Regions from separate parts of the Homo sapiens genome. Here region 1 is linked to region 2. The links are chromatin loops, found by intact Hi-C in ENCODE. Cell type or tissue: B cell. All regions are shown on one strand. Each heading gives the region's core, and the rest is flanking DNA. Links, peaks and the distances in the headings are about the cores only. Region 1 overlaps SP1 (Sp1 transcription factor). Region 2 has its middle 17 kb from the start of SP7.

Region 1 (9,463 bases), core at 2,761-5,260, 65 kb after region 2:
TCAACCCTATTCATTAGCATTACCATGAGTGAATTTATATCTAATTATTTCCACTTGCCCTGTTCTCTTCACACCAAGGAAGCTCCAGATCCAGTATCTTGTTTGGCCTCAAAACAGAAGCAGCTTCTTTTGTCTCCCAGCAGTAGTGAGCCACTCAGTCTCTTCCACAGGAAGTTTGGAGCCTACATTCCTTGAGTCAGGAGCTTATTACAGAAAAACCCCGTTTCCCTGAACTTTTGGCTAACAGAAATTAATTTAACTGACATGCATATTGATTCTGAAATTTTTTTCCTAAGTTTTTTTCATTTTTTTGAATGAGTTTTTTAAATTTTTTAGATGACCAAAACTTGCAGGGCAGGGGATGCCCAGAAGAGTGGTGAGATAGTAAAACACTTATTCCCTCATCCTTTCAGGTTTTCAGGTTGCCCATTTATATTCATTTACATGTCATTTGACTGTCTCACTTTTTACCCAGAACAGTAACAACCCACACCGTCTTCCTTCAGGGATTTCCAACTGGCACTCTGTGGGTGCTACACAGAATGCAATTTAATGGATATTTCTCAGCCTGGTTCAGAATAAATTGATCCTTTGATCCCAGAAAGTATATACTGAAGTGTGGGATAAAGATTATGATTAGGGGAGGGTTGGAGACAAAAGCTGTAAATTACTATGGCTGATTTATTTCTACTATATACATATATATTTTTTGCTTTTGTATATCCTATATAGGAAACTAAGCATTGTATTTTTTTTAACAAATCTAAAAAAGCACTATGAACTACAGGTGTTTGACTTTCAAAATATATTTTGTATTGTTAATATCTTCACATTGTGTGAATACTGGAAGCTGCAGATCTTTGCTAGGACGCAATAAATTTATATACTTTTTGAGGGGTTCTTCTGGGGTGCTAATCAGGCCCCTGTTATGCTTAGGGGGAGCCCTGGTGCTACTTGCTTGAAGTTTTCAGTGTAAGTACCCTGATGCCTTTTGGACCTTGGGATCAGATCAAGAGTTTTGGAGATCAGGTACCAAGGAAATAAGGACAGTCTAGCTGCCTCAAGTGAGGGGCCCTTTGCATAGCTCTCCTTCCCCCTCACTGAAGCTGGGTAGCCTATTGGGGTTGAGAGGGAAAATGTGAAATCTCAGAATTTATCTCCCTTAGAAGAGAGCCAGTAACTTATGTACAAGGATGAAAGAAAGGTCGCAGCAGTAGCTTTGGGGAAAGGGAGGAAGATATGGCACTTCTCCAACCCCGGAAAACATTGCTTTTGAAAACTGCTGATAAAATATGAGCCGGTTATTACTTCTGTTTGGGAGACTGTGCTCTCTGTGGTGCCTCTCTTGGCTCTACTCCACAGATACCAGACCTCTTCTAAGAGGATGAGCAGACCAGCTTTGAGGTTGACCTGTTTCTCTTTGTCTGCCTTCCCAAAACACCAGCCCCCAGGAAGACATTAAGCAGCCTTAAGCTTAAATTCCTACTCCCTCTTCCAAATTTGGCTCACTTGCCTTAGATCCAAGGCAGGGAAAGGAAAAGAAGGGGGGTCTCTGGCTTTATTACTCCCCTAAGTCTTTACTCTGACTTCCCCAAACCCAGAAAGATTTTCTCCACAGTGTTCATTTGAAAGAGGAGTATTTTGTCCCATTTTCCCCTTCCTCATTATCAAACAGCCCCAGTCTTCCTTGTCTCTGCTAAGAAAGTAGAGGCATGATGATCTGCCTCTCAACTGCCCTAAGTCCTAGCTAAGTATCAGGGGAAAAAAAAAAAAAAAAAGCCTAACAAATGGGATTAGACTAGGGCTGCAAGTAGTGAGGATTTTGTTGATACCTCTGCTGGGATGTGTGCTTTCCCATATCTTGCCTTCAGGAATTACACTGTGCCTTTTCCCCAGGGATATGGGCTCTGTCTACCCAGTGCTCCAGTTTCCCGGTAACTGCTCTTGAACATTGTGGACAAGGGCAGGTCTTCATATTTTTGATCATCCCTTTCTCCCAGTGAAATCCCATAGCCCTTACCTAGAGTCTAGGGCACAAAGACTTCGGGGAAGATACACTGAGATTGACCTGAGGAGACATCTACACACACCAGTGGCAGCTGCCCCAGGGCCTGCTTCCCCTTCCTAAGTCTGTCATCCTCTGGAAGGGATGGGTGGTGCTCCAATCTCTGGTGCCTAAAAACCCAAGTTTATTTCTCTCTTAACACTGGCAATAACCAGTCCACACCACTGTTGCCTTTTAAAACCTCTTAATAATCTCATGCTGTGTTTGTTTTGATTCCAATCCAATTATCACCAGGGCTGTGTGGGTAAATGCTTTTAAATGCTCTCTCATCTTGTTCTTCCCCCTCACCCCCCACTCTTAGGTATGTATGATGCTAATCTTGTCCCTAAGTAAGTTTCTTCCTGCTCCTTTTGTATCTTCCTTTCTTGTCTTTCCTCCTACCTTTTGTCTCTTGGTGTTTTGGGACTTTTTTTTTTTTTTTTTTGGCCTTTTGTACAAAGATTAGTTTCAATGTAGTCTGTAGCCTCCTTTGTAAACCAATTAAAAAGTTTTTTAATAAAAAACCATGTCTCTGGTGTATTGAAGAGGGTTGGGAATGGTGAGAGTGTACGTTTGTAACTTCATACTCTGAACCTAACAAAGGTTTCCAGCTACACTGTGTTGTGCTCCATACATGTTAATTAGTGCAATTGCCCTATATTTAACTCCCGGGTAAATGGTTTCATGACCAGATCAATGTGCCACAACTACACGGAAATGTGGAGGACCAAGACAAACAGGCAACACTAACTTTATTTTTTTTCTCATATGCTTTTTTATTTTGGAATAATTTTAGATTTACAGAAAAGTTGTAAAGCTAGAACAGAGTTTCCATATAATCCTTACCCGTTTCCCTCATTGTTAACATATTACCATGGTACATTGTCAAAATTAAGAAACTGACATCGTGGCCAGGTGTGGTGGCTCACGCTTGTAATCCCAGCACTTTGGGAGGCTGAGGTGGGTGGATCACGAGGTCAGGAGATCGAGACCATCCTGGCTAACACGGTGAAACTGTCTACTAAAAATACAAAAAATTAGATGGGCGTGGTGGCGGGCATCTGTAGTCCCAGCTACTTGGGAGCTGAGGCTGGAGAATGGCGTGAACCCGGGAGGCGGAGCTTGCAGTAAGCCGAGATTTCACCACTGCACTCTAGCCTGGGCGACAGAGCAAGACTCCGTCTCAAAAAAAAAAAAGGTTTGTCTCTTCTCCCTCATTTGTTTAGTCAATTTATATTAGTATGTATTAATGTGTATTTATTTTATACATGGATTATAATCCATTACTATTTTGTTGCTCAGATTTTCCCAGCTACAGTCATTGTTATCTTTTGTCAGCCTATAAGCATGTTCTGGCTGGGCGCGGTGTCTCACCCCTGTAATCCCAGCACTTTGGGAGGCTTAGCTGGGTGGATCACTTGAGGTCAGGAGTTTGAGACCAGGCTGGCCAACATGGTGAAACACTGTCTCTACTAAAAATACAAAAACGTAGCCGGGCGTGGGGGCAGGTACCTGTAATCCCAGCTACTTGGGAGGCTGAGGGAAGAGAACTGCTTGAACCGGGAGGCGGAGGTTGCAGTGAGCCAAGATCACGCCATTACACATTGCCTGGGCAACGAAGCGAGACTCTCAAAAAAAAAAAAAACATGTTCAAGTATTCCCCCTTCCCCCATTTTAAAAAACCTCAGCTTCCTCTTCAAGCTACTGATTAGTTTTTTCCATTTCCAAAGTTAGTGAAAGTAGTTTACACTCATTTTTCTCTTCCTTTATTGAATCCTCAGGCTACTTTGTGGGTTTGCTTTTGTTTGTTTTTTTTGTTTTTGTTTTTTGGGATGGAGTCTTGCTCTGTCACTCAGGCTGGAGTGCAGTGGCACGATCTCAGCTCACTGCAACCTCCACCTCCTGGGTTCAAGCAATTCTCTTGTTTCCGCCTCCCAAGTAGCTGGAATTACAGGCACGCGCCACCATGCCCGGCTAATTTTTGTATTTTTAATAGAGACGGGGTTTCACGATGTTGGCCAGGCTGATCTTGAACTGACCTCAGCTGATCCACCCGCCTCGGCCTCCCAAAGTGCAGGGATTACAGGCGTTAGCCACCGTGCCAGGACTGGTTTTTTTTGTTTGTTTGTTTGTTTGTTTTGAGACAAGGTCTGGCTCTATCACTCAAGCTGGAGTGCAGTGGCATCACTCTCATCTTGCCGCACTGCAACCTCCATCCCCTAAGCTCAAGCTGTCCTCCCACCTCAGCCTCCCAAGTAGTTGGGACTACAGGCACGCGCCATCACACCCGGCTAATTTCTGTATTTTTTGTAGAGACAGGGTTTCGCCATGTTGCCCAGGCTGGTCTGGAACTTGTGAGCTCAAACAATTCACCTGCCTCAGCCTCCCAAAGCGCTAGGATTAAAGGCATGAGCCACTGCGCCTAGCCCAGGCTACTTTGTTCAGCATCCATCATTTACCAGAAATTTTCCTGTTAGCATCAGCCATCTGGTTGCCAGCTCTGGTGATCTTTCAATTATTAACCTCTTAGACCTCACTGCTTCAATGTGCTGCTTTTGACTACTGTATCTTAGAGCTTTCTTCCCATAGAATGTGACACTGATACACTCTTGGTTCTCCTTCAAATTTCTTTTCTTTTTTTTTTTTTTTTTTTTTGAGCTGGAGTCTTGTTCTGTCACCCAGGCTGGAGTGCAGTGGTGTGATCTCGGCTCACTGCAACCTCTGTCTGCCGGGTTCAAGCAATTTTCCTGCCTCAGCCTCCTAAGTAGCTGGAATTACAGGCACCGGCTGCCACGCCCAGCTAATTTTTGTATTTTTAGTAGAGACAGGGTTTCACCATGTTGGCCAGGCTGGTCTTCAACTCCTGACCTCAGGTGATCTGCCTGCCTCGGCCTCTCTCAAAGTGCTGGGATCACAGGCGTGAGCCACCGTGTGTGGCACATTTCTATATTTTTTAGTCTCCTTCATAGCCACTTCTTCCTGTGTCCCTTTAGTATTTGTGTTCCTGTCTCGTGTCCTTTCCTTTCCCTACCCTTTTCCCTCTTAAACTCTAACATAAGACTCTAACATAAGACTGTGTCCATGTTGATGACTCCCAAATCTTGAGCCCTAACTTGTCTCTTGACCTGGAAGTCTGCTTGCTAGACATTTTCATCTGGATGTCCTCCAGATAAATTCAACACAGTAGAAGGAGAAATAATTCTTTGTGTTTCACATCTCCCTTAATAATATCACCCACTGCTCCTTGATCACTCATACTTGAAACCTCAGAATCATCTTTTAGTTCTCCCTTTCACCTACTAACACTAATTTGATTGCCAATCCTGTCAACATTACCTATACAATATATATCAAATTTTTCCTCTTTTTTTTTTTTGAGATGGAGTCTCGCTCTGTCGCCAGGCTGGAGTGCAGTGGCGTGATCTCGGCTCACTGCAACCTCCGCCTCCCAGGTTCAAGCAATTCTCCTGCGTCAGCCTCCTGAGTGGCTGGGATTACAGGCGCGCGCCACCACGCCCAGTTAATTTTTGTATTTTTAGTAGAGACGGGTTTTCACCATGTTGGCCAGGGTGGTCTCCATCTCTTGACCTCGTGATCTGCCCGCCTCGGCCTCCCAAAGTGCTGGGATTACAGGCGTGAGCCACCACGCCCGGCCTCCTCTTTTATTTTCATTTCCACTGTCTCAGTACTCACTTTGTTTACTGCTTAGGTCTTGCAACTGATCTCTCCAAACCCCAGTAGTCATCCATCTTCCAATTGCCACCAGGCCCCTGCCTAAAATTCTTTGCTTTTAGGGAAAGCCTAAGCTCCTTGATACAGAATTGAAAACCTGTCCAATCTGGTCCGTCTCTCTCTAAGGTGATTTTCTGTCTCATATCTCATACTGCTTCCTCCTCACTCCTTCCACCTTTAACACACAAGCCTTTGTGTTTATATCTCCATGCCTTTACTCTTGCCATTCCCTTTGCTTAGAAGGACTGTTCTCCTCTTACCATTGTGTTTACCTTTGGGACTATTTAAATATCCCCTTCTCTGTGAAACTCTCTGGGCACCTTTCTTCTATGCCCTAGGCAGAATTAGCTTACTTGATCTATTTGTATAGCTCCTTCCTCATGCCCCTAGTAGGAAACACAGTTTTCCGGTTGCTTGTCAATATCCACCTGCATTTCTACACTATGAGTTCCCAGAGGGCAGTAATCACACCTCTATCTTTGTAGGCCCAGCACCTAATGAAATACATTTTTTTTGGCCCCGCGCAGTGGCTCACGCCTGTAATCCCAGCACTTTGGAAGGCCTAGGCGGTGGATCACCTGAGATCAGGAGTTTGAAACCAGCCTGGCCAACATAGTGAAACCCCATCTCTACTAAAAATACAAAAAATTAGCCAGGCATGGTGACAGGCATCTGTAATCCTAGCTACTTGGGAGGCCGAGGCAGGAGAATTGCTTGAACCCAGGAGGCGGAGGTTGCAGTGAGCGGAGATTGCACCACTTTACTCCAGCCTGAATGACAGAGTGAGACTCCGTCTCAAAAAAAAAGGAAATTTTTTTTTAAAAATAATATAGGTGGGGGTCTCGCTATGTTACCCAGGGGGACTCCTGGCCTCCCAAAGTACTGGGATTACAGACATGAACCACAGCGCCCAGCCTCTATCACCATCTTAACTCTAAAACCTAACAGCCCAGAGCAGGTATAGTTCCCATAAACCTGACTGGAATGTTTCTATCTTGGAAAGAATTAGTTATCCGAAGCTTTGGGTGAGGAGACTGCCTTTCTGCCTGATCCTTACGCTGCTCCCACTCTGGAGGAGATAGTCTCCTGAGACATTCCAGACAAAAGAAGCTATTTCACCTTCAAATCTCCCCTCACACCCCACCACACACACCACCCCAGACTTATCTGATCTGGGGCTAGTGAAGGAAAGTAGCTGGAAGCACAACATTCCATCTCACTGGCAAGGCCCTGCAGACTCCTGGAAGGGTCCAAAGAAGGATGGGCGGCTATCTCGAGCCCTGGTCATTCCTCCCGCTGCTGTTTCACAACTACTGGAACTTTTACTATCTCTTCCTTTCATGCAGGTTTCCCAGAAGAAAGACCCCAGAATCAAAAAGTCAGTACTCAAGCTGGGCGCAGTGGCTCCCGTCTGCAATCCCGGCACTTTGGGAGGCCGAGGGGGGCGGATTACCTGAGGTCAGGAGTTTGAGACCAGCCTGGCCAACATGGCGAAACCCCGTCTCTACTAAAAATACAAAAATTAGCCGGGCGTGGTGGTATGCGCCTGTAGTCCCAGCTACTCAGGAAGCTGAGGCCGGAGAATCGCTTGAACCCGGTAGGCAGAGGTTGCAGTGAGCCGAGATCGCACCACTGCACTCCAGCCTGGGTGACAGAGCGAGACTCCGTCTCAAAAAAAAAAAAAAAAAAAAATGTCGGTACTCAGACTGTCCTCCCTGGTCTAAGCCAGATCATTCCAAGAAAGGGTTTCCAGGAAGCCACTAGGGGGACAGAAAGCTAGGGAAACAGAGAACAAGTCCCCTCTGACTCTTAATTCTCAAGGAGCCAGTGGCTCACAGGTGTGGAAGTGATTACCTATTTCTGTTGTTTCTTACTCTGGGAAAGAGTCTGGTGGAGTTGGACTCCTCTGTCTCTACTGCAGAACAAGCCATAGCCCTCTCCTCCCAACTCCATGCTGAAACTCTCCACATCCTGTGCCCGCCCTTCACATTTTATAGTCCCTGAAGCTTAGTAAATGTAGGAGGTATACTATATGTATTAGTCATCAGAGGAGGTACTTTCTGCCCTCTCACCGCAGCAGGGAATTTCTCCTCTGCTGACCTCTGGTGGTGATAGTTTGAACTGTACCCTCCCTTTTTAGTTAGTGGCCTGTTGGCAGGTAATGATGCATATTTTCTCAACAATTTAAATTCAAATGTCCAAGTATAGTATTAAGTGGTAATTTTTTTTCATTGTTGAATTTTGTACGTCTTTCAGGCAGTATAGTGTAATACAAAGAATAGAGCCGGCCGGGTGCGGTGGCTCACGCCTGCAATCCCAGCACTTTGGGCGGCCGAGGCGGAGGGATCACGAGGTTAAGAGATCGACCCCTTCGGCCGGGCGCAGTGGCTCACGCCTGTAATCTCAGCACTTTGAGAGGCCGAGGCGGGCGGATCACGAGGTCAGGAGATCAAGACCATCCTGGCTAACACGGTGAAAACCCGTCTCTACTAAAAATACAAAAAATTAGCCGGGCGTGGTGGCGGCCGCCTGTAGTCCCAGCTGCTCGGGAGGCTGAGGCAGGAGAATGGCGTTAACCCGGGAGGCAGAGCTTGCAGTGAGCCGAGATCGCGCTACTGCACTCCAGCCTGGGCGACAGAGCAAGACTCCATCTCAAAAAAAAAAAAAAAAAAAAAAAGATCGACCCCATCCTGGCCAACATGGTGAAACTCCGTCTCTACTAAAAGTACAAAAATAATAATAAAAATAAGACTAGAACCTGGACTTTGGAGTCAGACCTGCCTAAGTTCAAATTCCAGCTCTGCTATTTCCTAGCTGAATGACTTTGGGCGACTTACGTAAGTTCAGTTTTCTTACCTATAAAATGGAAATAATAAAAATAATAGGCCAGGCACAGTGGCTCACACTTGTAATCCCAGCACTTTGGGAGGCCAAGGCGGGCAGATCACGAGGTCACGAGATCGAGACTATCCTGGCCAACATGGTGAAACCCTGTCTCTACTAAAAATACAAAAATTAGCTGGACATGGTGGTGCGTGCCTGTAATCCCAGCTACTCGGGAGGCTGAGGCAGGAGAATCGCTTGAACCAGGGAGTCAGAGGTTGCAGTGAGCCAAGATGGCACCACTGCACTCTAGCCTGGTGACAGAGCGACACTCGGTCTCAAAAAATAAATAAATAAAATAATAATAATAAATATTTCAGGGGAGAATTAGATGAGATGATTGTAAAATGCATAGCCCTAGCTGTGCCCCAGCACATAGTAGGTGCTTGATAAGAAATTTGTTACCTCCTTAATAATGGGTATTTGTTCAGCCTGTGAACCAATGTGTTTTTTTTTTTTAAGTAAAATCCACGGCTAGGCATGGTGGCTCACGCCTATAATCCCAGCACTTTGGGAGGCCGAGGCGGGCAAATCACCTGAGGTAAGGAGTTCGAGACTAGCCTGGCTGACATGGTGAAACCCCGTCTCTACTAAAAATACAAAAATTAGCCAGGTGTGGTGGCAGGCGCCTGTAATCCCAGCTACTCAGGAGGCTGAGGCAGGAGAATAGCTTGAACCCAGGAGGCGGAGGTTGCAGTGAGCTGCGATCGTGCCACTGCACTCCAGCCTGGGGGAGAAGAGCGAGACTCCGTCTCAAAAAAAAAAAAAAAAAAATCCACATAGCAAAATTTACCATTGTTACTG
Region 2 (11,146 bases), core at 3,464-5,963:
AGAACCAAAGCTAATCAGGATGGCCAAAAGTCCTTGTGTTCTTTCTTCAGTTTTGTGGCCCAGTTAGAAGGTATATCTTCCTTTCCCAAGCTCACCTGGGGTGGCAACACGTCAAGCCATCTTTACTCACATATTTAATGGTTTGCCTCCAACTATCCAGAAGTTATTTATTTATTTATTTATTTATTTATATTTTTATAGAGACAGGGTCTCCCTATGTTCTCCAGCTGGTCTTGAACTCCTGGGCTCAAGCCATCCTCCCACCTCGGCCTCCCAAAGTGCTGGGATTACAAGCATAACCCACCATGCCTTGCCCAGAAGTCCTTTATGTGGTATAACCATCATCGTCTATCTTCCTTTTAGCTTGTAACTTTTTGCTCTAGCTCCAATACAAAAGACTAATTCGTCAATTTGGTAGTCAATGGCATTTATTGAGTGGCCTCTTGGGTGAAACACTGTAGAGAAAATGCTGTATACAACCCTCAGTCCTTGCTCTTTAGGAATTTAGTAGTGTGGTTAGGGAAAAGAGATACAGGAGAAAACTAGGGGCCAGGCACAATGGCTCCCGCCTGTAATCCCAGCACTTTGGAAAGCCAAGTTGGGCAGATTACCTGAGGTCAGGAGTTTGAGACCAGCCTGGCCAACATGGTGAAACCCCATCTCTACTAAAAACACAAAATAATTAGCCAGGCTTGGTGGTGAGTGCCTGTAATCCCAGCTACTCAGGAGCCTGAGGCAGGACACTTGCTTGAACTCAGGAAGCAGAGGTTGAAGTGAGCCAAGATCACGCCATTGCACTCCAGCCTCCAGCCTGGATGACAAGAGAAAGACTCCGTCTCAAACACACACACACACACACACACACACACACACACACACACACACAAAAAGAAAGAAAGAAAAGAAAAAAGAAAAAACTAGGGACCATATTTGAAGGCATAGATGACTCACTTTACTTCTCAATGCCTCTATTTCCTCATTCAAAAATGAAGGAATTTGCCGGGCATGGTGGCATGTACGTGTAATCCCAGCTACTCAGGAGGTTGAGTTACGAGGATGGCTTGAGGCCAGGAGTTCTAGACCAGCCTGTACAACATGACATTTTTTTTTTTTTTGAGACAGATCACCCAGGCTGGGGTGCAGTGGCGCAATCTTAGCTTACTGCAATCTCTGAGAAGGCCATCTCTTAAAAAAAAAAAAAAGAAATAGTAATTTGGCTATGTCTAATTGAGAACCACTAGTCTCCATGATCTCTAAGGTCCCTTTCTGATTTACCGCAGGAATGAATGGAATTAGTTAATAAAGAACACCTCGGCCGGGCACGGTGGCTGACGCCTGTAATCCCAGCACTTTGGGAGGCCGAGGCGGGCAGATGACCTGAGGTCAGGAGTTCGAGAACAGCCTCAACATGGAGAAACCCCGTCTCTACTAAAAATACAAAATTAGCCGGGCATGGTGGTGCATGCCTGTAATCCCAGCTACTCGGGAGGCTGAGGCAGGAGAATTGCTTGAACCTGGGAGGTGGAGGTTGTGGTGAGCCGAGATCCTGCCATTGCACTCCAGCCTGGGCAACAAGAGCGAAACTCCATCTCAAAAAAAAAAAAAAAAAAAAAAAAAAAAAAAAAAAGAACACATTAGGCCAGGTGTGGTGGCTCACGGCTGTAATCCCAGCACTTTAGGAGGCCGAGGTGGGTGGATCACCTGAGGTCAGAAGTTCGAGACCAGCCTGGCCAACATAGTGAAACCCTGTCTCTAATAAAAATACAAAAATTATTCAGGCATGTTAGCACACACCTGTAGTCCCAGCTACTCAAGAGGCTGAGGTAGGCCGGGTGCGGTGGCTCATGCCTTTAATCCCAGCGCTTTGGGAGGCCAAGACGGGCGGATCACGAGGTCAGGAGATCGAGACCATCCTGGCTAACATGGTGAAATACTGTCTCTACTAAAAAAAATAAAAAAAATTAGCCGGGCGTGGTGATGGGCACCTGTAGTCCCAGCTACTAGGGAGGCTGAGGCAGGAGAATGGCGTGAACCCAGGAGGCAGAGCTTGCAGTGAGCGGAGATGGCTCCACTGCACTCCAGCCTGGGAGACAGAGCAAGCCTCCGTCTCAAAAAAAAAAAGAGGCTGAGGCAGGAGAATCGCTCGAACCCAGGAGGCGAAGGGTGCAGTGAGCCAAGATTGCACCGCTGCACTCCAGCCTGGGTGACACAGTAAGACTCTGTCTTAAAAAATAAAAATAGGGCTGGGCGCGGTGGCTCATGCCTGTAATCCCAGCACTTTAGGAGGCCGAGACGGGCGGATCATGAGGTCAGGAGATCGAGACCATCCTGGCTAACACAGTGAAGCCCTGTCTGTACTAAAAATACAAAAAAATTAGCCAGGCATGGCAGTGGGCGCCTGTAGTCCCAGCTACTCGGGAGGCTGAGGCAGGAGAATGGCGTGAACCCGGGAGGCGGGGCTTGCAGTGAGCCGAGATTGCGCCACTGCACTCCCAGTCTGGGCAACAGAGCGAGACTCCGTTTCAAAATAAATAAATAAATAAAAATAAAAATAGGCCAGGCACGGTGGCTCAGGCCTATGATCCCAGCACTTTGGGAGGCCCAGGCGAGCGGATCACTTGAGGTCAGGAGTTCGAGACCAGCCTGGCCAACATGGTGAAACCCCATCTCTACCAAAAGTACAAAAATTAGCCAGGCTTGGTGGTGAGCACCTGTAATCCCAGCTACTCAGGAGGCTGAGGCAGGAGAATTGTTTGAACCCAGGAGGTGAAGATTGCAGTGAGCCCAGATCGCACCACTGCACTCCAGCCTGGGTGACAAGAGTGATACTCCATCTCAAAATAAATACATAAATAAATAAATTAAATAAAAAGAACACATTAATATGTTAAACAAGAAAAATCAATCAGGCGTGATGGCTCATGCCTGTAATCCCAGCACTTCAGGAGGCTGAGGCAGGTGGATCACCTGAGGTCAGGAGTTCGAGACCAGCCCGGCCAACATTGCAAAACCCCATCTCTACTAAAAACACAAAAATTAGCTGGGCATGGTGGCAGGCACCTGTAATCCCAGCTAATCTTCTCAAGGAGAATCGCTTGAACCTGGGAGGCAGAGGTTGCAGTGAGCTGAGATCACACCACTGCACTCCAGCCTGGGGGATAGAGCGAGACTCCATCTCCAAAAAAAATAAATAAATAAAAGAAAAGAAAAATCATATCATCAATTCAATGGATGCTAAGAAGACATTTGACAAAAGTCAAGATGGCTATTCTTAATGAAACTCATTTAAAAAAACAGTATTCAACAAATGAGAGAGATTACCATTTTAGGATCCTTCTTTGAAGGTGAAATATGTTTTATTTTATTTTCTTTTTTTTTTGAGACGGAGTTTCACTCTTTTTGCCCAGGCTGGAGTGCAATGGCGTGATCTCGGCTCACCACAACCTCCACCTCCTGGGTTCAAGCGATTCTTCTGCCTCAGCCTCCTGAGTAGCTGGGATTACAGGCATGTGCCACCACGCCTGGCTAATTTTGTATTTTTAGTAGAGATGGGGTTTCTCCATGTAGGTCAGGCTGGACTCAAACTCCCGACCTCAGGTGATTCACCCGCCTCGGCCTCCCAAAGCGTTGGGATTACAGGCGTGAGCCACGTCGCCCAGCCTGAAATGTGTTTTCTTAGAGTTGGTGGGAGCGAGGGATAAGAAGGTGGGCAGGGAGGCCGGGCGCGGTGGTTCACGCCTGTAATCCCAGCAGTTTGGGAGGCCGAGGCGGGCGGATCACGAGGTCAGGAGATCGAGACCATCCTGGCTAACACGGAGAAACCCCGTCTCTACTAAAAGTACAAAAAAATTAGCCGGGTGTGGTGGCGGGCGCCTGTAGTCCCAGCGACCCGGGAGGCTGAGGCAGGAGAATGGCGTGAACCCAGGAGGCGGAGCTTGCAGTGGGTGGGGGCCTGATTCTTTTTTTTTTTTTTTTTTTTTGAGACGGAGTCTCTCTCTGTCGCCCAGGCTGGAGTGCAGTGGCGGAATCTCTGCCAACTGCAAATTCCGCCTCCCGGGTTCAAGCAATTCTCCTGCCTCAGCCTCCCGAGTAGCTGGGACTACAGCGGTGCGCCACCACGCCCAGCTAATTTTTGTATTTTTTTTAGTAGAGATGAGGTTTCACCATGTTGGCCAGGATGGTCTCGATTTCTTGACCTCGTGATACGCCCGCCTCGGCCTCCCAAAATGCTGAGATTACAGGCATGAGCCATCGCGCCCGGCCCTTTTTTGTTTTGTTTTGTTTTTCTTTGAGAGGGAGTTTTGCTCTCGTTGCCCAGGCTGGAATGCAGTAGCACCATCTCAGCTCACTGCAACCTCCACCTCCCGGGTTCAAGCTATTCTCCTGCCTCAGCCTCCTGAATAGCTGAGATGACAGGCGCGCGCCACCATGCCCAGCTAATTTTTTTCCGTATTTTTAGTAGAGACGTGGGTTTCGCCATGTTGGTCTCGAACTCTTGGCCTCAGATGATCCGCCCGCCTCGGGCTCCCAAAGTGCTGGGATTACAATCGTGAGCCACCGCGCCGGGACAGCTTTTTGTATTGTTTCTGTCTTGAAGCCCTCATGGTAGAGGTGCGCACCACAATCTTTTCCGAGCTTAGGATCTTTAAGGGTCTTAACTCTATCCAATTCAGCATATTGGAAAACAGGAATGTCAAGGCGTGCTGCAAATGAGAAAGGATTCCACAAAAAGAAAACCCTCAGGGGAAAGGGCAGTGTGCAAAGAGCTTCTTCTACTCTTTTCTAGACAAGACCTTCCCTTGGGTCCACTGCCCTGGAGAATAAGAAAGGCTTGTTACTACCACCAGGTGGCAGAAGTGAGCCGCTCAACAACACCTATCACGGACTGCTTGGGGCTCATGGCTGGAGACAGAGTTTTGGTACCTTTTTTGCAGGGGACAGTGGCAGAGTTGTCAGCGCTTGAGGCAAGGGCTGAGGTGGGAAAAAGTCTCAGAGTTATGGTACTTATTCTATCGTTCCCTACAGTCTTGGTACAGAGAGGGCAAACACAAGGTATCCTGACTCCTAGTTAGAGTTCAGCAAGTGCTGGTCTATTTCTTGCCCCACTAGCCTACCTGATTGCTTTTCACAGACATTTCCTAAGCATTTACTGTGTGCCAGGTATGTGCTAGAAGTGTACAATATAACATTTAACAAGAAGTGTGCAACCTAGTGGAAGAGAGCTTGGTAAACACTACACTTGTATGATACTGAGAGGCAGTTTGAGTAGTGCTTAAGTACACTCCCTTGGAAGTCAGAGTAGGGTGTGAATTAAAGTGCCAACGCTTGCTAGTTGCGCTATCTATCTGAGCCTCAGTCTCCTTGTGTATAAAATGGGGGTAGAAGACCTTCATAGTAGACTAAGATGATATATAAAAATTCACTGCGTAAGGAGAAATACATAAAGGTCATTGCCTGCCACATGGCAGTTATTACAAAGGCCAATGCTGAGGTAGCAGTCCCCAGCTCAGTCTTGAGGAGACTTCCCAGAGAAGGGAACCACAGTGTAGAACTGTGAAGGATGAGTCCGGGCGTGGTGGCTCACACCTGTAATCCCAACACTTTTAGAGGCCAAGGTGGGCGGATTGTTTGAGGTCTGGAGTTTGAGACCAGCCTGATCAACATGGAGAAACCCCATCTCTGCTAAAACCACAAAATTAGGCTAGGCATGGTGGCTCATGCCTGTAATCCCAGCACGTTGGGAGGCTGAGGTGGGTGGATTGCCTGAGGTCAGGAGTTCGAGACCATCCTGGCTAACATGGTAAAACCCCGTCTCTACTAAAAATACAAAAATTGGCCGGATGTGGTGCCTCACGCCTGTAATCCCGGCACTTTGGGAGGCCGAGGCGGGGTGGATCACGAGGTCAAGAAATCGAGACCATCCTGGCCAACATGATAAAACCCCTTCTCTACTAAAAATACAAAAATTAGCTGGGTGTGGTGGCGCGCACCGGTAGTCCCAGCTACTCGGGAGGCTGAGGCAGGAGAATCTCTTGAACCAGGGAGGCAGAGGATGCAGTGAGCCGAGATCGCGCCACTGCACTCCAGCCTGGGCAACAGAGCAAGACTCTGTCTCCAAAAAAAAAATAAGAAGAAATACAAAATTAGCTGGGCGTGGTGGTGCATGCCTGTAATTGCACCTACTTGGGAGACTGAGGCAGGAGAATCTCTGGAACCAGGGAGGCGGAGGGTGCGGTGAGCTGCGATTGTGCCATTGCACTCCAGCCTGGGTAACAAGAGCGAAACTCCATCTCAAAAAAAAAGAACTGTGAAGGATGAATGGCAGATGCATACAGTACGGTGGGGAAAAGGTGGCAGTAGGGGAAAGTGGGCCAGGAGGAGTAAGACAGACAATCTCTGGAGAACATGAATGTACACGCCCTGCTTCACCAGCACAGGGACAGGACAGGCCCAGCTTCCCACAGTGGAGGCTAGCATGGTCTGGATTCTCTCCTCAAATCAACATGCATTTGGTGAATACCTGTCAGGAACTTCTTTCAAGAGTTATAAGAGTTGGCCGGGCACAATGGCTCATGCTTGTAATCCCAGCATTTTTGGGAGGCTGAGGGGGCAGATTACCTGAGGTCAGGAGTTCGAGACCAGCCTGACCAACATGGTAAAACCCCATCTCTACTAAAAATACAAAATTAGCTAGGTATGATGGCACACGACTGTAATCCCAGCTACTCGGGAGGCTGAGGCAGGAGGATCACTTGAACCCGGGGTGCAGAGGTTGCAGTGAGCCGAGATTGCACCATTGCTCTCCAGCCTGGGCAACAAGACCAAAACTCTGTCTCAGAAAAAAAAAAAAAAAAAAAAAAAGTTATAAGAGTTAATGAAGATAAGGCTGGGCGCAGTGGCTCATGCCTATAATGCCTCTGCTTTGGGAGGCCGAGGTAGGTGGATCACCTGAGGTCAGGAGTTTAAGACCAGCCTGGCCAACAAGATGAAACCCCCGTTTCTACTAAAAACATAGAAAAAATTAGCTGGGCATGGTGGCACGTGCCTGTAATCCCAGCTACTCGGGAGGCTGAGGCAGGAGAATCGCTTGAACCCAGGAGGCGGAGGTTGCAGTGAGCCGAGATCGCGGCACTGCACTCCAGCCTGGGCAACAAGAGCAAAAACTCCGTCTCAAAAAGAAAAAAAAAGAGTTAATGAAGATAAATAAAGAGCCGGGAGCTAAGCACAGTGGTGCACACCTATAGTCCCAGCTACTCTGGAGGCAGAGGCAGGGGGAGACCTTGGGCCCAGGAGTTCAAACATGCAGTGATCTATGATAATGTCATTGCACTCCAGCCTGGGTGACAGAGCAAGATGGATGGAAGGAAGCGAGGGAGGGAGGAAGGCAGGAAGGAAGGCAGTGGGGAGGGAGGGAGAAAGGAAGGAAAATAAAAGAAAAGAAAAAACAAAAGAAGAAACAAAAGAAAAGAAGGGCTGGATGTACTGGCACATGCCTATAGTCCCACAGGAGGGTCGCTGGAGTCCAGTTTGAGCCCAGTTCCAGATCAGCTACATGATGAGACCTTTTTTTTTTTTTTTTTTTTGAGATGGGGTCTCATTCTGTCACTGAGGGTGGAGTACAATGGCGTAATCTTGACTCACTGCAACCTCTGCCTCCCAGGCTCAAACAGTCCTCCTACCTCAGCCTCCTGAGTAGCTGAGATCACAGGCGAGCACCACAACACCCGGCTAATTTTTTTGTATTTTTGGTAGAGACTGGGTTTCGCCATGTTGCCCAGGCTAGTCTTAAACTCCTAAACCCAGGTGGTCCACCCACCTCAGCCGCCCAAAGTGCTGGGATTACAGGCGTGAATCACTGCGCCCAATGAGACCCTGTCTTAAGAAAAAAGAAAGAAGAAAAAAAGAGGCTGGGCACAGTGACTCATGCCTGTAATCCCAGCACTTTGGGAGGCTGAGGCGGGTGGATTGCTTGAGTCCAGGAGTTCCAGACCAGCCTTGGCCTCTGGAAGGCTTTGTGAAACCACACCTCAGGTAAAAATACACACAGACACACAAAATTAGCCAGGCGTGATGGCATCCACCTGTAGTCCCAGCTACTTGGGAAGCTTGAGGTGGGAGAGTCACCTGAGCTTGGGGAGACAGTTTGCAGTGAGCTGCCGTCCTACCACTGCACTCAAGGTCTAATCTTTGTTCTCAGAAAGCCCACAGAAACTTAAAAGAAGAAAAAGAAATGAAGAGTTATTGAAAGATGTGGAGTAAGGAGGTGAAATGACCAGGCTTTTATATTAGAATCTTCACCATGAGAAAGTATTACACAGAACTATAAGGTAACATGTTTGAGAATATTCATGACAGCTTTCTGGTTCAAGAAGCTAGTTCTTGGCCAGGCGTGGTGGCTTCACACCAGTAATCTCAGCACTTTCGGAGGCTGAGGTGGGTGGATCACCTGAGGACAGGAGTTTGAGACCAGCCTGGCCAACATGGTGAAACACCATCTCTACTAAAAATATAAAAACTAGCCGGGCTTGGTGGTGGGTGCCTGTAATCCCAGCTACTTGGGAAGCTGAGGCAGGAGAACTGCTTGAACCCAGGAGATGGAGGTTGCAGTGAGCCAACACGGTGCCACTGAACTCCAGCCTGGGCAACAGAGTAAGACTATGTCTCAAAAAGTAATAATAATAATAAAAAAGTTAAAAAGAAGCTAGTTCTCCATCTTGCAGGGAATACTATGCATAAGTTAGAAGTGATAAACTAGGCCATGTGCAGTGGCTCACACCTGCAATTCTAGCATTCCAGCACTTTGGGAGGCTGAGGCAGGAGGATTGCTTGAAGCCAGTAGTTAGAGACCAGCCTGCTCAACATAGCAGGACCCCATCTCTACGATAAAAAATAAAATAAATGGGCCGGGCGCAGTGGCTCATGACTGTAATCCCAGCACTTTGGGAGGCTGAGGGAGGCAGATCACCTGAGGTCAGGAGTTTGAGACCAGCCTGGCCAACATGGCGAAACCCCATCTCTACTAAAAATACAAAAATCAGCCGGGTGTGGTGATGGGTGCCTGTAATCCCAGCTACTTGGGAGGCTGAGACAGGAGAATCGCTTGAACCTGGGAGGTGGAGGTTGCAATGAGCCGAGATCGTGCCATTACACTCCAGCCTGGGCGAGAAGAGCAAGATGCCGTCTCAAAAAAACAAAAAACAAAAAACAAAAACAAAAACAAACAAACAAATAAAATAAATGAAGTGATAAACTAGATATACCTGTAGAAACATGTATAAATCTTTTTTTTGCTGGATGAAACTTTTTTTTTTGAGACGGAGTCAAGTCTTGCTCTGTCACAAGGCTGGAGTGCAGTGGCGCGATCTCAGCTCACTGCAACCTCCACCTCCCGGGTTCAAGTTATTCTCCTACCTCAGCCTCTCGAGTAGCTGGGACTATAGGCAGCATGTGCCACCACGCCCAGCTGATTTTTGTATTTTTAGTAGAGACAAGGTTTCACCATGTTAGCCAGGATGGTCTCAATCTCTTGACCTCATGATCGGCCCCCCTCAGCCTCCCAAAGTGCTGGGATTACAGGCATGAGCCCCAACAACCAACTGAAACACTTTATTTTATTTTTAATTTAATTTAATTTTTATTTTTGTATTTTTAGTAGAGAAGGGGTTTCACCATGGTCTCGATCTCCTGACCTCGTGATCCGCCCGCCTCAGCCTCCCAAAGTGCTGGGATTACAAGGGTAAGCCACTGCGCCTGGCCTTTATTTTTATTTTTTTGAGACGGAGTCTCACTCTGTCACCCAGGCTGGAATACGGTGGCCCAATCTCAGCTCACTGCAAGCTCCGCCTCCCGGGTTCACGCCATTCTCCTGCCTCAGCCTCCCAAGTAGCTGGGACTACAGGCATCAGCCACCTCGCCCCTCTAATGACCAGCATTAAAACAGAGATCTTGGCCAGGCACAGTGGTTCACGCACGTAATCCCAGCACTTTGGGAGGCCGAGGCGGGTGGATCACCTGAGGTCAGGAGTTGGAGACCAGCCTGACCAAGATGGAGAAACCCTGTCTCTACTAAAAATATAAAATTAGCCGGGTGAGGTGGCACATGCCTGTAATCTCAGCTACTCGGCAGGTTGAGGCAGGAGAATTGCTGGAACCTGGGAGACGGAGGTTGTGTAGGCCAGGCACAGTGGCTCACGCCTATAATCCCATCACTTTGGGAGGCTGAGGCAGGCAGATCACCTGAGGTCAGGAGTTCAAGACCAGCCTGGCCAACATGGTGACCCCATTCTCTACAAAAATACAAAAATTAGCCAGGCATGATGGCAGGTGCCTGTAATCCCAGCTACATGGGTGGCTGAGGCAGGAGAATCACGTGAACCCGGGAGACAGAGGCTGCCTCGAGCCGAGATCAAGCCATTGTACTCTAGCCTGAGTGACAAAGTGAGACTCTGTCTCAAAAAACAGAAAAAGGCAGGGCGTGGTGGTTCACGCCTGTTTAATCCCAGCACTTTGGGAGGCCGAGGTGGGTGAATTACCTGAGGTCGGGAGTTCAAGACTAGCCTGACCAACATGGAGAAACCCTGTCTCTACTAAAAATATAAAATTAGCCACGTGAGGTGGTACATGCCTGTAATCCCAGCTACTCGGCCGCTTGAGGCAGGAGAATCGCTTGAACCCGGGAGGCGGAGGTTGCGGTGAGCCAAGATCATGCCACTGCACTCCAGCCTGGGCAACAAGAGCGAAACTCCGTCAAAAAAAAAAAAAAATTAGCTGTGTGTGGTGTCACCTGCCTATGGTCCCAGCTACTGGGGAGGCTGAGGCAGGAAGATCACTTGAGTCTGGGAGGTTGAGGCTGCAGTGAATCATGATTGCACCACTGCACTCCAGCCTGGGCGACAGAGCAAGACCGTCTCAAAAAAAGAAAGAAACATTTAACAGGGACTTACAAACAGAAGCCCTGTTTGTATCTCTGGCAGTGGTGAGACAAGACAGTGTATCCCTGTGCCATTAATCTCCAGATCCAGAATTTATATACCATAGGGAAGGAATGTGTAGGACAATTGAAGTCGACCTCTATGGGAAAGGCAAGAATGTTCTGTGAATCTGCCTAAGGGCAAGATTCATGGTCAAGGTGGTCTTGACCTAAGGG

What was found. Hi-C counts contacts between places; a loop is a spot of excess contacts. Peaks named below come from ENCODE experiments on the same cell type or tissue, not always from the same donor. Only the 100,000 strongest peaks of a DNase experiment are listed, where the experiment ranks them.
Region 1: a loop joins it to region 2, with 7 times the contacts of the local background. A loop is called at or near these places in 108 of 110 quality-filtered maps.

Annotation. Positions count from the first base shown.
Region 1 is chr12:53,413,879-53,423,341 of GRCh38, forward strand. SP1 (Sp1 transcription factor) reads left to right here. Exons shown (of 6, transcript NM_138473.3): 6 at 1-2,568. Among named protein-coding and RNA genes, the nearest start is that of AMHR2, 5.2 kb to the right of the region's middle. RefSeq lists an enhancer at 7,295-7,861 and a cis regulatory region at 7,546-8,064. In B cell, for the core only: no CTCF peak of the experiment used is centred there; a DNase peak (open chromatin) is centred at 3,723; H3K4me3 peaks cover 311 bases; H3K27ac peaks cover 357 bases.
Region 2 is chr12:53,347,934-53,359,079 of GRCh38, forward strand. No RefSeq gene overlaps it. Among named protein-coding and RNA genes, the nearest start is that of SP7, 17 kb to the left of the region's middle. RefSeq lists a silencer at 4,824-4,883. In B cell, for the core only: CTCF peaks have their summits at 4,853 (motif pointing right) and 5,056; a DNase peak (open chromatin) is centred at 4,858.